Linked DNA regions of Mus musculus: region 1 is linked to region 2. Evidence: chromatin loops called from intact Hi-C (ENCODE). Cell type or tissue: heart. All regions are shown on one strand.

Region 1 (8,000 bases), 67 kb after region 2:
AAAATTCTAGACAGGTATTGAGAGATGTTGAGGGGAGGGGGAGAGAACCACCACACATTTGCCTCTAAGTCTGAGGGCCTGAGTTTGATCCCAGGTTTCCACATGCCAGAAGAAACAACTACAAATTGTTCTTTGATCGCCACACAAAGGTTGTAGTGTTCAAAAGCAACACTTACCACATGAATAAATAAATAAATATAATAAAAATATAAAATGAGAAAGATCTAATTTCTCTTGCCAGAGGGAGTGGTCCTAGTTTGAGGCTAGTGTAGGTTATATAATGAGTTTCCAGCCAGCCTAGGCTATAGAGTAAGAACCTGACTTGCAGAGGGGTGGGGAAGACTAACAAAATTATTTCTATAGCTAAGGCACCAATGATTCAAAATTATTTTGTAAGGTTAAATAAGATTAGTTAGATTGTACTTGATAAGATGTACATTCATACACTCTTTTCTTTGGAGACCTAGTCTCTCTATGTAGTTCTGGCTTTCCAAGATCTTACTATGTAGACCAGGTTGGCTCAAACTCAGCGATCTTCCTGCCTCTGCCTCCTGAGTGTTTGGTTAAAGGCAAGCGCCACCACACCCAGCCTGTGAAATGTTCTTAAGCACCAAAAGGCTAGAAAGCAAAACTATAATCTTCTCACTACATGGAATGCGAAGCCCTTGAGAAGAACATACTCTGCAGTTCCAGCTTGACTGCACACACCTGCATCCTAGCTTCCTCTCCAACAAGAAACTACAGTGTAGTGGTACACAACTGAAATCCCAGCACTGAGGAGGCCAAGGCAGGAGAACTATAAGTTCAAGGCTAACCTGGGCAAATAATGGACAGGTCCTACCTCAAAAAATCTGAGGGGAGAGGGAGCACAAAATACTGAACAGAAAAGAACACTATGAATTACCAAACAGGGGTTGGGGATTTAGCCCAGTGGTAGAGCGCTTGCCTAGCAAGCACAAGGCCCTGGGTTCGGTCCTCAGCTCTGGGGGGGGGGAAAAATTACCAAACAGCTTTCATGCTTTAACGTTTGCGTACACAGGACTGCCTGTGATTATGACTTTAAAATGTTGTTTTAAAAAGTCTTCTTTTGCTGGAAGTGGTGGCGCATGCCTTTAATCCCAGCACCTGGGAGGCAGAGGCAGGTGGATTTCTGAGTTCGAGGCCAGCCTGGTCTACAGTGTGAGTTCCAGGACAGCCAGGGCTACACAGAGAAACCCTGTCTCGAAAAAACAAAAACAAACAAACAAACAAAAAAACTGAGAATAGAGTAATGTTTATATTGTGACCTATTTGCTATTAATATCCATATGGTAAGTTTCAAATTGTGCAATACTGATTTGAAAACTAGTCTCATGCTAGAAAAAATAATTGGGACTATCTTCCTAGTAAGAAAAATGGCGGGGCTGGTGAGATGGCTCAGTGGGTAAGAGCACCCGACTGCTCTTCTGAAGGTCCAGAGTTCAAATCCCAGCAACACATGGTGGCTCACAACCATCCCTAACAAGATCTGACTCCCTCTTCTGGTGTGTCTGAAGACAGCTACAGTGTACTTACATATAATAATAAATAAAACTTTAAAAAAAAAAAAAGAAAGAAAAATGGCTTTTAACAAGGTCGAGGGTGTTGAGGGTAGTATGGCCGCAGAAAAAAAAGAAGACTTTTTTTGTTGTTTTTTGTTTGTTTGTTTGTTTGTTTGTTTTTGGTACCACTGCCAGGCGTTGTTTGTTTTTCAATACAGGATTTCTCTGTGTAGTCCTGAAACTCTCTTTGTAGACCGGGCTGGCCTTGAACTCTGCCTCCTTCTACTTCCCAAAGGTATGAGGTAGGTAGGTTTAAGGTATGAGCCACCATGCTCAGCTCTGCTCTCATTTGTAACGTTAAGATCAAAAACAAAAAAAAGTAAAACAGGTTCTCTCCTTAAGAAATATCTAGAAGAAGCTGGTGTTGGTTACTGAAACTACGGTTTAGAATGGAGGGTGTTAGGTGGAGGGGTAAGGAGCACAATTTGAGACTGTTTAAAAGGAATATAGAAATGTAATGTAAAAGCACTTTCCTTTAAAGATTATCTATCTAAAAGTTATAAAGTCTCAGAACTACAGGTTAACAAAAATAAATCAATGCCAATGGGCTTTTCCACAGACAAAACATAATGGTACAGTATTCGAAGAGTTCTAAAACAGTAAAAACAAAACAAACAAACAAAAAAAACCTAACCTAACTCTTACTGGTTAGAATATCCAGGCCATTGCTTTGTGCAAACAGACAAAATCCCTCCCAGCTTCTTGAATGTGCCAAGACACAAGTCACAATGACAGTGGGCTGTCCGCGCAAAGCCCGAGTTCCATCTGGATCGCAGTCATTTTATAAATGGCATGCTACATCACACACACACACACACACACACACACACACACACACACACACCCTTGGGCTTATTTTAAGCCCTATTTTGAATTTGCACTTTTCTGGGTACACTGATTACCCGAAAAATCACCTGTATACCTCAGATATCTAATTTGGTTTTGGAGTATTTTCTTTAGTGTCATACTACCCATTCGAAGTCGTCTCTCTTGTGGTTATTTTTAACCTGACAAGTGGATTTAACAGGCATGGGGGCAGTAACACGGGGTGCTAAAATGGGTTCAATCTATTGCATCGTACTCAAAAGACCACTGGGCAAACTGGGCACTGTCAACAGCTCAAGCCCCAAGGTGCCCACCAACCTCCCGCCCAGGCCCACCCTTCTCTACGGAACAGGGACGCCAACTGCAGCCAAGAGGCTCACCTCTGCAACTCCTCCTCCTGGATTCTCTCCTCGTCCCATACGAAAACACCGGAGAGCGCCGCCATCAAAACAGAGGCATGGCCGGGGCGGCCTCGCAGCCGGCGCCAGAAGCGTCCGAGCAGGGCGCAGCGCGAGCTCTCGGAATACAGGCGGCCGTAGAGCTGCGCGATCTGCTGCGCTCGCCGCACGCGCAGGCCCGTCACGAAGCGGCACTGATTGGCCAGCGCGGACAGCAGGCCCCCGCCCCGCGCGCCCGCCAGCCAGGCGGCCAGGGTGGCCGGTGGCCTCCTCGGGAACATGTCGGCCTCTGTGGATTCCCGCGCCTGCCGCGGGGCCCCGGAGAGGAAGGGCTGGGGGAAGGCAGGCCGGGCCGTCCGCGCAGTCCCCTTAACGGGTTGACCCCGAGGCCACCTCACGCTCCAGAAGCCAGGAGCCGTCCCTCATGCCTTTTTGCAGAAGCGGCTGAGGTAGCGTGGCTTCCGAGGAGAGCGCCGTTGCACGAGGCCCTCTCGGTCCCGACAGCCCGCCCGTCTGTGTGTACGGCGGGAACTCGCGGGGCCCCCGCGGCCAGGGCGCGGGAAGCAAAGCGGTGGCCGTCCCAGGCCACAGCAGAAGCGGTCCCGTGCGCCTGTGTCCGCCTCTCGCGCCGAGTGCGCGCAACCTAACCTGTTTGTCCTGCCCGCACTCTGATTGGGCGCATCTCAGAACCCTGGGCGCTCATTGGCTAAGCCAAAGTGCTCCTCCGCCCTTGCTCCGGGCTGCCTGGTAGCAAGCTAGGTGGCGTGGCGGGAGGGCCTGTCAAGGGCGCCTGGAGAGTGACCCTCGGACCCGGCGGTGCAGCCATTTAGGGACGTCTCACCCGGTCCGGAGGAGAGGCACGGTCAGGTGCGGTGGCGTTCCGTTGTCCTGAGAGGCCCGGCCTGTTTCCCTGTTCTCTACAGTCCCGGGAGGGGCGGTGCACGCCCTACGTGACCCCGCACCTATCACAGCCCAGGGGCAGCTTCCTTGGTCCCCCTTGCCCTGATTCCCCGAGCCCTCCTAAGTATCTGCGGCAGGGACGCGGTTCTGGGTTCCGGCTCCGAGAGAGTACGGGTGGTCCATCCTTAGGGCCGAAGAACACCTTGCAGAGAACTCGAGGGCGGGTGACCCGTTGCTCTCTGAAAATGCGTTAGGCCTGAGCAGTCTCTGACTCGGAGGAGGCAACAAGGTAGGAGAGTAACCAGGTTTCCCAAAACCTGTCTGGCCACGTGTATGTAACCTAATGGTTACTACATGGAGTCTCAGGATACATCAGTATTCTAAGCCAGGGCCTGGTGGCTCATGTCTGTAATCCCAGCACTCCAGAGGCTGAGGCAGGAGCATTGCCAGCCTGAGCAACAGTGTGTCTCAAATAAATAAATAAATAAATAAATAAATAAAATTGCCAGCCTGAGCAACAGTGTGTCTCAAATAAATAAATAAATAAATAAATAAATAAATAAATAAAATTGCCAGCCTGAGCAACAGTGTGTCTCAAATAAATAAATAAATAAATAAATAAAAATTCTCTGTCCAGTTATAAGATGGAAATAATAGCTGCCCCTTAAGTGAAGAATCAGTCTGCCTCCATTTTAGTCTTAAAAGTCATCTTACAGATAGTAAAGACAAGCCAGTTCACTCCTTTTTATGATTAAACCTGTTTCTCAAGGATTGAGCTATGCCCCACCTATAACCTTAACCACAAATAGTTCTGTACTGTCTCTTCCTAGAATCGTAGTCATTTCTTTGTTTTTTAAAAGTTGTGTATAACCATCTTGCAACCCTACCTCTATTTCAAAAGGCTATACAACCACCTATGACTACCTTGTTAGGCCTACCTTGCAACCGTGCCTTTGTTTTAGGGACCCTTGTAAAACTAACTTGTTATGCTTACAGTGTGCCTCTGTGACCCGGCCCATTTTACCCACCAAATCCCCCGTTTGGAAACTCCCTACCACTGACCTATAAAAGCCTTGTCTTCCTCACATCCAAGGCTGATCTCTGGAACCCCACCTTAGAGGGAGGCAGCCCTCATACATGAATTAATTTAACCATGCTGATTTGGGTCAGTGGTCTTACTCTTCCCATGTTTGCTATTAACACAAGAAGCTTTACAGTAAATTCTTTCTTTCTTTTTTTTTTTTTTAACTTAAGAATCTTAGCAGGGCATGGTGGCACAAACCTAACCAGCACTCCAGAGGCAAAGGCAGATTGGCTCTCTGTGAGTATGAGGACAGTCTGGTGTACAAAGCAAGATCGTGAGCTTGGCCCTCAGCCGATGGGAAAAGACACAGCTACCATCTGAGTTAGAAGAAAAACCAAGTGCACTTCCTAGGTTGCCTTGTCTAGACACTTCAATTGGAGTGGCAGTCTTTTTCTTTTTGACCCTAAGCGTTTCTAACAAGGAGAACCTGCAGACAGCTCCCAAAGCAGTTTCTTCAAACAAGGAAACTGGGGCTGGGGAGGGGGACTTGTGCATAATTATACTGGAGAGACTTGCCATTCCATCTGGAGCTGGGCACATTCCTGCAGTGCCCACTCATGCCTTTTCACACAGAACGAGCTTTAAAATATCAGAGAGGTCTGGTGTGGTGGCTCCTGCCTGTAACCAACCCCAGCACTCAGGAGGACTGCTTCCTGTCCTCGGCCATTCTGGGATACAGGGAGACCCTGCTGCAAAAGATGCAAAGCAAAGCGTTTGGAGAGCACCGCCTAGAAGCTGAGAATTGAATGGGACAGTGAACAAAGTCTACTCTCTAAGCTGCCTAGAAGGACCTTTCTAGTCTACTCTGCTGCCAGTGGGAGGCAGCAGTCTCTCCCTGCCTGTCAGCAAGAAACTTCCTTACAGAGGATTTAGAATTTTACGGATACCCTCACTATTGTGTGCCATCTTAGATATTTGTACTAAAACAAATTTTTCTCCAAAGGTTCAAAGGGAAGGATAATTTCTGGTGACTGAAATTTAGGCTTCTCCTGCTCCATCCAGGCAGAATTTAGAGTAGAGATTGATAATGTGTTTATTTCTTCTTGAGAGAAATGTGTAAGCAATAGGAAATAGTACCGGCCTCTTGAGCAATGAGAGGGTTGTACTTCACTGCTAACTGCTTCCCGAGCCAGTGAGGTCTGTGCCAACCCCAAACCTGTGAATGGTTTGGGGATGCTATCTGCCTTATAAAGCAGGATGTAGGAATTGTCTTCTGGAAGGACATAGTTGTCTTCTCTGAAAACCTCCCACATCATCAGCTTTGATGTTTTCTAGGAAAATAGAGTGTTATGAGGAGTCAAGATTTTTACAGTTGAGGTCAGAACACAGAAACTGCAACTAGCAAATCATGAGTGTATTTACCTCTAGAACATAGCATCGAGGGCTTCATTAAGACTGGATAATTTGCCAGGTGATGGTGGCGCACACCTTTAATCCCAGCACGTGGGAGGCAGAGGCAGGCGGATTTCTGAGTTCAAGGCCAGCCTGGTCTACAGCGTGAGTTCCAGGACAGCCAGGACTATACAGAGAAACCCTGTCTTGAAAAAACCAAAAAACAGAAACAAACACTCCCCCCTCCCAAAAAAAAAGAATGCTTGCTGGTCTTCCAGAGTTCATTTTCACCATATTAGGCGGCTTACAACCTGTAACTCCAGCTCCAGGAGATCTAATGCCATCTGATGGTTTCTGGGGCACTCGTATACATGTGGCATATTCTCATACAGACACACAAAATTAAACAGTCACAAAGTGAGAGGCTGGAGAGGGGCTCAGCAAATAAAAGCACAGGCTGCTCTTCCAGGTTCAGTTCCCAGCACCCACATGGTAGCTCACACCTGTCACCCCTATCCAGGGGATCTGACACCCTCCTCTGGCTTCCTTGGGGAGCAGGCATGCACACGGTACACATACATACCTGCAGGTAAAACACACATGCATATGAAATAGTAGTGACCAGGTGGCTTGCTGGGCAGGCAGACTTTTGAGAATGCCACCTTCTGTTTGGGGACCTACTCAGAACCATAACTTGTTGAGTGTTCAGAAAATGAATCAGGGGCTGGTGAGATGGCTCAGTGGGTAAGAGCACCCGACTGCTCTTCTGAAGGTCTGGAGTTCAAATCCCAGCAACCACATGGTGGCTCACAACCATCTGTAACAAGATCTGATGCCCTCTTCTGGAGTGTCTAAAGACAGCTACAGTGTACTTACATATAATAAATAAATAAATCTTTAAAAAAAAAAAAAAAAAAAAAAAAAAAAGAAAATGAATCAAAGAATCCAATGAAGTGTATGCTATCTCCAAATCCAAACTTACTAGGCAGTGTGCCTCTTTTTTAGTGGTAGGAGTGGACCACAGTAACCTGTCCTTCACCTTGAAAGGGGTAGATTAGGCCATCAGGATGACTTGGAGAGGCCAGATGTTGTCCAAAAGTGCACTTTAGTCCCAAAACCTGGAAGGCAGAGGCAGGTGAATCTATGTAAGTTTGAGGCCAGCCTGGTCGACAAAGCAAGTTCCAGGACAGCCAGGGTTACACAGAAACCCTTGAAAAACAAAACAAACAAAACAAAACAGATGGCTTGTTGGCTATGGACACCTCCTACCAAGCCCAGTGACATGAATTCAATGCCCAGGACCCAAAAGGTGAAAGGAGAAAACTGACTCCTGAAAGTTATCCTCTAACTTCATATGGTGCGTGTACCACCCTCACACAAAAATAATAAAAATGTGAAAGAAAGGGATAGCTTGCTACACTCTACGACCAGTGGTTCTCAACCTGTGTGTCAAATGGCCCTTTCACAGAGCTCACTAAGACCATAGGAAAACACAGAGACTTACATTACAATTCACAACAGTAGCAAAGTTACAGTTATGAAGTAGCAACAAAAGTAATTTTATGGTTGGGGATCACCACAGCCTGAGGAACTGCATTAAAAGGGTCACAGCACTCGGAAGGTTGAGAGCCACTGCCCTGGACCAGTAGGACCCTAGAAGTCTTGTGGAGGAAGTTCCCCTTTCAGCACATGTTTCTCATCAAGGTAGCTGGAATGGTTGCTAATTCCAATCAGCCTGTTACCAGTGTGATAGACCAGTGTGGGACAGAAAAGAACAAGGTATCTTGGAGATAAGGCTGTGACAGGTACAGGGGTTGAAAAGAGTTGAGAATGAACCTTTCAGTTCTGACAGTTGCAAGGAGCAAACTGTTCTTTTTTTAA
Region 2 (8,000 bases):
GAAAGCCAGAGCTCCACAAGGACCTGTTGGCATTCTTGCTGAGCCTGGGGCAAACATCTCTCAAGAAGTAGAAGCTAGAGCCAGACAGAGGGGCTATAATAAAAGCAGATGCTGCTGATGCCTGAGCAGAATCTAGACTGGTTTCCAGGAATCCGATGGATATGCTAATTATCTTGACCAGCAGACTCATTCCTTCACAGTGCTTATATATGTCAAAGCTTGTCAAGTACCTTAAACACTCCATTTTTTTCCCATTAAAAAAGAAGATGCCAGGGGTGGTGGCGCACCCCTTTAATCCCAGGATGTGGGAGGCAGAGGCAGGAGGATTTCTGAGTTTGAGGCCAGCTTGGTCTACAAAGTGAGTTCCAGTACAGCCAGGGCTACACAGAGAAACCCTGTCTTGAAAAACAGAAGAAGAAGAAGAAGAAGAAGAAGAAGAAGAAGAAGAAGAAGAAGAAGAAGAAGAAGAAGAAGAAGAAGAAGAAGAAAACGACGACATGAGTTGTCATGGTGGTTCACACCTGAAATCCCGTAGAACCGATTGAAAATTAGCCTGGGCTACATAGTGAGGGGCCATCTCAAAAATATATTTAAAACAATGACCTAACTACTTAAATGTGCTTACTAAAATCATTATCATCACATTAGTGGAAAATCTCATACACAGTATTTGGGAGGCAAAGGTAGGTGGATCTCTTGTGAGTTTGAGGTCAATTTGGTCTACATATTCAGTTCCAGACAAATCAAGGCCACATAGTAAGACTGTCTTAAAAAAGGAAAGGAAGGAAGAGAGGGAGGAGAGGAAAGAAAGAAAGGCCATTTGCTAGGCAGGTAAGATGTTAGAAACACAGAAGGGCAAGGAATAGGTCTAATGGGACCGCCAGCAACCAGCCATGCTATGTATAAGATAATGAAAGGTTAATGACTCTGGGACGCAGGTGTCCACCCTGAGCTGGGCATCAAGTCCACAGGTCCCAATAGAAACTGGTAGGGTTGCCTGCCTCATGGCCTGGTACAGGCGGGCACCAGTACAATAAACAGATATAAGATGAATAGTGGGGAACATAGAAAAACTAAGCAGTGTGTGTGTGCTACGGAGAAAGGCGAAACTGGAGATGTGATTGATGGTGGTGACGGATGAGAGAGGGCTGGTGGACACGCTGTCATTGCCCAGGAAGGTTGGCAGAATGGCAGCCTGGAGCTTATGCTGATGCAGACTCAGCTCCCCAGACCTTCTGCCTGGCCTTGAAATCCCGCTAGCTCTGAGCAACCATGGAAGCCCAAGATGAAGAAAGGTTTGCTTTCTGGATTAGACCACCTTAAAGGTTCAGGAAGTCATGTTGGTATCTATAGTCCATGTTGCTGCCCCAGGATGGAGATGCAAGTCTGTGCCTCTGACTAATGATTTGACGTCCCTGGGCTTTGCTGCCTGGGGTGGGTGGGGAGGGGGGCTCAGGTGGAAGCATGTTGTTGCGAGCGGCATTTGTAGCCACCTGAGGCCATGTTGTAGCACCTGCCCAGGGACAGCTGCTGTGAGCCATGAATAGGTTAGTGGCTCTGATATGGCCAGCCCACTTGATGCCTGTGGTTACCACTAAGGCAGGCTGCCTGAAAACACGTTAAAGTCTGTGGGTGTGGGTGTGGGAGAGCTGGCCCCGCCCCTCACTGGCTCTTCCTCAGTTGATGGCTTCTGGTATGGAGAAAGGCTAAGAAAGACTCCTCCTCCTCCTCCCTGTGGGCCACTAAGAATTCAACCATGTTCCAGTGAATATATGGACAAAACAAAATGGACTTACCTTTTCCTTTTGGGGGGGCAGAACATCCTGGGGAGGGGAGGGAGCAGATGTGGGAAAACTGGGAGGTGAGCACAATCAGGGTGCTTGATGTGAGATTTCCAAATAATTCATTAAAAAAAAAAAACTGATACAATTCCTGAGGAAGGCTCAGAACAACCCTAGCTCTTGAGTGCTTTACCCAGAGCAGAGAAAATGGGCGCCAGGGGTAGGTTATGCACCCTTCATCCAGGGAGCCAGTGCCCTCTGATCTAAATGCCCTCAGTCAACACATACCTGCACACCACACACTAGGTAAATGTGGGGTCTGATCAGGGATGCACAGAGCCGCTGTGAGGCTGAGGCCGACCTCGGCCTTCCTAACCCTCCCAGTTCAACCACAGGCTAGAACCTGTATGGGAAAGAGCCCAGCCCAGGCCAGCCCAGGCCAGCCCAGGCCAGCCCAGGCCAGCCCAGGCCAAGGCAGACCACTCAGCCATCGCAGGCACAGACTTGAGACCAGACAATGTGGTACTGCTCTTTTTTAAACAAAACACTGTTTTTATTGACACAACCTCAATGTTCTATATAAATATAAAGTGCTGTTTCCAACGCCCCTCCCTGGCCCACAGGGCCGGGAGGAAGTTGGGGAGAGAGCGTTAAATGTCAGTTGAACACAAATAACTTTTCAGCACCAATTACAGCGAGATGCCCACACACACACACACAAAAGTCAGATGTCCGTAACATGACACACACGTCACTTCCTGGCTCCCCTGGGAGCACAAGGCTTAAGCTTTGGGTCAAGGGCTGCACACCCCTAGACATGGTTTCTGCTTGTCACAGCTTGTTTTCTGAGCCCTTGGGTGACCAAGGGCTTTAATATAGTAAATTAATTAATTAAATTAATTTCTGCAAGTCGAAGGAGGGAGAGCAAATAAGGGCCAGCCCTTATGCCACCTCAGAAGAGCACCATATCAGAGCAGCCGTCATCCTGGATTTCCTAGCACCCCAGTGGGACGGCAAGATGAGGAGGGAGGAGCTGGGCCACAGCAGCTTCCCCCAGGAGTCAGTCAAAGCCAGAGCTGTGGGTGGGGCCAGGCTGGGCTTTGCCTCAGTGACACAGCACCTGGGTCTCCAGCTGTAGCAGCTGCCCCATGAAACTGAAGTTGGGGGAGATGACTCCCCGACGTTGCTTAACAAAGTCAAAGGCCTCGTCCAGCCGTACCCGGTGGCTCTGAATCAGGTATGCCAGGCAGATGGTGGCTGAGCGAGAGATGCCAGCTTGGCAGTGCACCAGCACCCGGCCCCCACTATTCTTCACCGAGTCTGAAAAAGAAATGTGGAGCCGAGAGTCAGACAGGAAGGTGGACAGAGGAATCAGGTGCCTGTACCTTCTCCCCTACAGTTCCCACAGAACCCTGGGCTGAGGCTCCCCTACCTATGAAGCTGATAGCCTCCTGGAACCAGGCACTTATCTCCACCATCTGGTTATCTTCTACTGGAATGCTCTTGTAATGGAAAAGACCCTCAAAGTGGTTGGGGCAGCTGGCAGAGACATTGAGAACTGCTGTGATGCCGCAGGCCTGCAGGCCCTGAAGATCTGAGGAGTGGTTGCAGCTGCCCAAGTACAGGTAGGGCAAGATTTCCACAGGACCACCCTGGAGGAGGAAGGGGACGGTGGTGAGACCTCACTCAGCCTTGTGCTGGAGGGCTTGATCCAGACATCTTGGATTGGCTAGAAACAAGAGAAGCTCTAGGCCTTCTGACCAAGGACAGAATTAAAAGTCTTGAGGCCACAAGGGGACATATGTTCAGACACTTTGTGCCACATATGCCTTAAAGTCTGTATGAGGATATATACACGTTCACACCATTTGCAGGTCACACAAACACTCTCCACATCTGGGAATGTATATTGGAACACACCCCTGTCTTTCCCCACTGGCGTTCTCCAGAGGCATCCCTCTAGAATGCACAATGAAGACAACAAATTCGAATATCAACTCACCTGGTCATAGATCGGAACCCTCGGGTCAGAGTTGCTATTTTCGGCCCCAGCAGGAGGCAGGGCCTGGGCAGGAGCTTCAGAGCACAGATCCGGACAGTACGTCTGGAAGCTTTTGAAACCGCCTGTGGGAAAGACAAGAAAGGGTATGATTAGCCAAGAGGTCGGGAACGGGGCACGGAACGTGGGACAAGGGGCTAAGAGCGCGGGGCGCGGAACATGGGAGAAGGGGCGAAGGGCGCAGGGCGCGGGGCGCGGGCTCACCTCGCAAGAAGCACACGGTCGTGGGTCCCCCGCGCATCTCGTGCTGCAGTGCGGCTAGCAGCAGGTGAGCGGGGCCGTCCGGCGGGAGCTCGGCCACAGACGCGCTGCTTTCATCCAGCACCACGGCACGGGCCAGCTCCCCGCGGCCCAGGCGCGCCCGGAGTGCGCGGTCGGGCAACAGACAGGCGAGGGCAGCGGCGGGGGTGCCGCGCGCACGCCGCCGCAGCAGCGCGTTCCAGGGCACCGGTCGCGCGGCGCGCACGTGGCTCCGGCAGAAGGCCAGGAACGGGCGGCAGTCGAGCAGCAGCGTGCGCTCGGCCTCCCGCGGCTCCCGCAGCAGCGCGCCCAGCGCCGCGCACTCTAGCTCGCACGCCGTCTCCAGCCCCATGGCGATCGGCATCGCAAAGCCTCCTGCTTCCGGATGTCCTCTCCCTCGGCTCCGGCGGCGCGGTGTCTGTGTGGCGGGAGCTGACGGTTCTGGGGGCTCTTCGTCGAGCCCGGGCTTAAATACTCGAGGGCTGGCCCCTCGGGTCACCATACAAGGGTAGAGCAGGAAGGCGCCGGTGCCCGCCCCCGCGGCTTCACGTGGGACTCTGGCTGGGCCGCCCCCGGGGCTCCCTGAGCGGACAGGGGGTGGGTGGGGCGGGGCATCAGGGGGAGGGACACGCGGGGGAAGAAACTGGGAACCAGACCGTGACAAGTGTCGGCCTGGAGTCTAGAGGCCCCACCCACGTCTCTCCAGTGTATATGCCCCAGTGCTCCCCACTCTTTGCCAGGCTTCAAGCCACTAAGTGCTTAGGAACTCAGCTCTCAGCTGCACCGAGCCTTTGAGTTACTCAGGTCTTCAGCTTCCTCACTTTTCCCATTTTCTCCCAGGGTTTTCATTCTAGGAATTTCGATAGCAAAAATGGACAAATTACCTGTTGCTACCCATAATGATACACTATTAGGAAAGACACCAACCGTCAGGAAATTGTCCTATTCTCCCATGTCAGGCCCAGGCCCAGGTGGAGGAGTCCTGGAAAGCCAAAGCCCTGGGGCAGGGGCGGGGGTGGGGTGGGGTGGGAGGGGCTTTAATGGGGAAGGGGCGCAGGGGCCTGTGACGAGTTTCCTCTTATGACTGGGACAGTTTCTTTCCCCAGGGGCCCAGGGAAACCCCCAAGAGCCTAAAAAGAAGTAGTTCCCATGCCACAGGCCAGGGCTAAAGAGGAACTCTGTTGACGATGCTGGGCTCTCCCAGGGCATAGCCAGGCCTGGCGGGAATTTCAGGGGAAGAAGGACTATTCACAGAACCTGTTCCCTTCCGACCCCTTAGGAGCTACAAACCCCTCTGGGACAGGCCCTGGTCCCACACCAAACTGTAAGAATGAAAAACTGGGTAACTCACAGCCATTCTGTGCTCCCCCACTCAAGTGCCTGCCCGCCCCCCCCTCCCGGATGTGGTGAGGCCCAGCTGCACGTGGGCCCCCCGGGACACTCCTGCGTTGGGGGCGAGAAAGTTGGTAGGTGGCTGAACTGAAGCAGGCGGGTGGGGACAGTGTTCAGAACCCAGCCTCCCAAATCTTTATTGCCCTGAGCCAATCCTCTGCCTTTACTAAGACCCTTCCAGCATCCCTGCAGATCCTTTGTTTCTTGGAGGCCTGTGGCTAGAACCTGTGGGGACCCCTAACATAAGGTATGGTAGGTATATAGGTGCTCGAGCAAAATATTATGCCTTTCCTCTTGATTTGGGGAACTTGGGGCTTGTGGGGGATACAGAATGCCAGGGAGAGCTACGAGGACTCCTGGACCAGGAGTCATGGACTTGTGTCTCAGTGGCACGGTCATGCAAGTTGGTTCCAGGGCCACAGCCTGGGTCCCTTCCCACCAAGCCTGTCTGGAGGCTGATACAGCACAACTGGCAGCCCAGCCAGGGAGTCTGGACCATAGATCCCTGAAGCTGATAGGGGGCTCTTATCCTTGGCATCAGCCTCACAGATGACTTAATGGCTGATTCCAGGGACAAATTACAGAGCATGGAGGGGGACCATCATGTCTAGTCTTGCTGAACAGAGTCACCTGCCATGCCTGGAGCCACAGCCTTCCAGCTGTGGAGAAGAGGGGAGGCCCTGCTAGCTGAGGTCCCTGCAGCAGGAGTGAAATCAACTTAGCTTTGTGGGAAACTCCAGCCCCTGACTCCAGTGCTGAACTGAGCTGCTGGGCCCCCTGGCAGGGTGAGAGTGTGTCCCTCAGAGTCTGCTGGGTGCCTCAGTCTTTGCATATGAGCCAATGCGGATCTGTCACACATACACCCCAAAGCCACTGTCCTTGGCGTGGTACCCTTTTCAGCTCTGACAAACACAGATGAACTCAAAGAAGCCAAACTGAACCATAAAAGAGGAGCTTGCCTTCATCTTCTGCTGGAGTCCCAAATCAGGGGGAAACCCCCACCTTCAACACCTGATGAAAGTCCAAGGCTGGGGTAGAAGAGCCCACATCCCTCCCCAGCTCCTGTTCTGACTGAAGATCCCCACCCCCCAATGCCGCCACCAATGAGTCATCTGTAGGTTGTCTGCCACCCCTTGCTACCTCCTCAGGACCCTGTTTGTCCAGAACCATTCGCTGGAAGCCTGCCAAGAGGAGATAGGACTCTGGACATCGGCTGGGGATAACATGAGATGGGGCCCCAGCCAGGATGGCTGCTGGCACAGGCTGCCAAGTGCCTCTTCACTAGACAGTAAGTGACCACACGGTTGGTTTCTGTTTAAGGTTGTTCATGGCCTGGCTGTTACAGAACAGACCTAACAAGTGAGTTTGAGGCTCAGGTTTTATTTATTTTTCTTTCTTTAATTAAGACCGTGTGGGACTCATTTGGAAGAAGTGATGATTCCCTGTGTTGTTCTTTTCTGTAACCATTTATTTGGATGGCTGCTTAGACGTCACTGGCCTTCTGCCTTTGGGATTCTGGTTTGTCTGCTCAGTCTGCTTGCCCCATGGATTTCCCTTCCACAGTCAGATGCTCCAGGCTCTACCCTGACCCTCTTTCCCTTCCTCCCCAGTCCAAGGCCAGCCTCAAGTGGATGGCCCGGGTGGAAAGGAGATGTGAGTGACTGGGCAGAGAGGCCTGAGCCAGGAGAGTCATAAAGGTGAGAGTGACCGTGGAGATGAGTGACAGGCCACCCACCCCCAGCCCTGCCTGAAGAGTGAGTGAGTCAGGAGTGACGTCGGCTTTCCGGTGCCAGGCCTCCCACCAGGATGCTATGCTGCAGCCACCCCCATAGGCTCCTGTCGGGCGAAGACCTGAACCCCAGGCCCTGAGCTCAGCTGCCATCACAGTCTTGCCAGAAGGTCACATGGCCATTCAATCTCCTGCTGGGGAAGGTGACTCAGGAAGACCCAGAGATCATGCTGGTCAGACTGTAGACGGGGATGTGGTAGAAGGGACTGGCATGTCCGACATGTCTGTCAGATTAGTTTACGGGGGCAGGGGCAGAGAGATGTAGGCAGCTCTACCAAGGAGGCTCCCCTGGATCCTCCCTCATGCTGAATGTGGGTAAGAGGGGCCGGCCACCTGAGCTCTGGGTCCCTCTTGTGCCCATGTGGTCCTCTGATGTGCAGAGGCAGCATTCTGAATAGGGCACTGAAGAACTCCAAAGCACACAGTAAGGAAGTTCTACGCTTTTCAAATCCCTTTCAATGATCCGACTCTGTCCACTTGTGGCTGGCTAGCTTTGGGGCCCCGTGACCTCCACTCTTCCTCCTCGTCACCAATGCTCAGGTCCCTCACCCCTGCACTCATTCAGTGACTCAGTCCTGAGAACTTGAGTGCCAGTCCTGCTTTGGGGGTGGGGATCTAGCAGTAAACCCCTAGTGACGCATGCCTTCAAGGAGCTGACCTCATCCCAGAAATACCTGCCTTCTCGACCATGTTGTATTCGTGGCGGGTGACACTATCCATTAGAGTAATGGTTATCTTT

The links. Hi-C counts contacts between places; a loop is a spot of excess contacts. Peaks named below come from ENCODE experiments on the same cell type or tissue, not always from the same donor. Only the 100,000 strongest peaks of a DNase experiment are listed, where the experiment ranks them.
Region 1: it touches region 2 in a loop (2.7-fold over the local background); 2 of 42 quality-filtered maps call a loop at or near these places.

The regions. Positions count from the first base shown.
Region 1 is chr2:127,265,666-127,273,665 of GRCm38, reverse strand. It overlaps Stard7 (START domain containing 7), which reads right to left and starts at 3,437. Exons shown (of 8, transcript NM_139308.2): 1 at 2,786-3,437. The coding sequence starts at 3,084. In heart, CTCF peaks have their summits at 3,572 and 5,610 (motif pointing right); DNase peaks (open chromatin) are centred at 3,005 and 3,505; H3K4me3 peaks cover 2,595 bases; H3K27ac peaks cover 1,991 bases.
Region 2 is chr2:127,332,682-127,340,681 of GRCm38, reverse strand. It overlaps Dusp2 (dual specificity phosphatase 2), which reads right to left and starts at 4,523. Exons shown (of 4, transcript NM_010090.2): 1 at 4,045-4,523; 2 at 3,784-3,905; 3 at 3,214-3,433; 4 at 2,305-3,101. The coding sequence starts at 4,444. The coding sequence ends at 2,887. It overlaps Gm46762 (a long non-coding RNA gene), which reads left to right and starts at 5,131. Exons shown (of 3, transcript XR_003953899.1): 1 at 5,131-6,760. It also overlaps a transcript of Astl not described here. In heart, no CTCF peak of the experiment used is centred here; DNase peaks (open chromatin) are centred at 4,581 and 5,211; H3K4me3 peaks cover 3,443 bases; H3K27ac peaks cover 3,252 bases; H3K27me3 peaks cover 1,763 bases.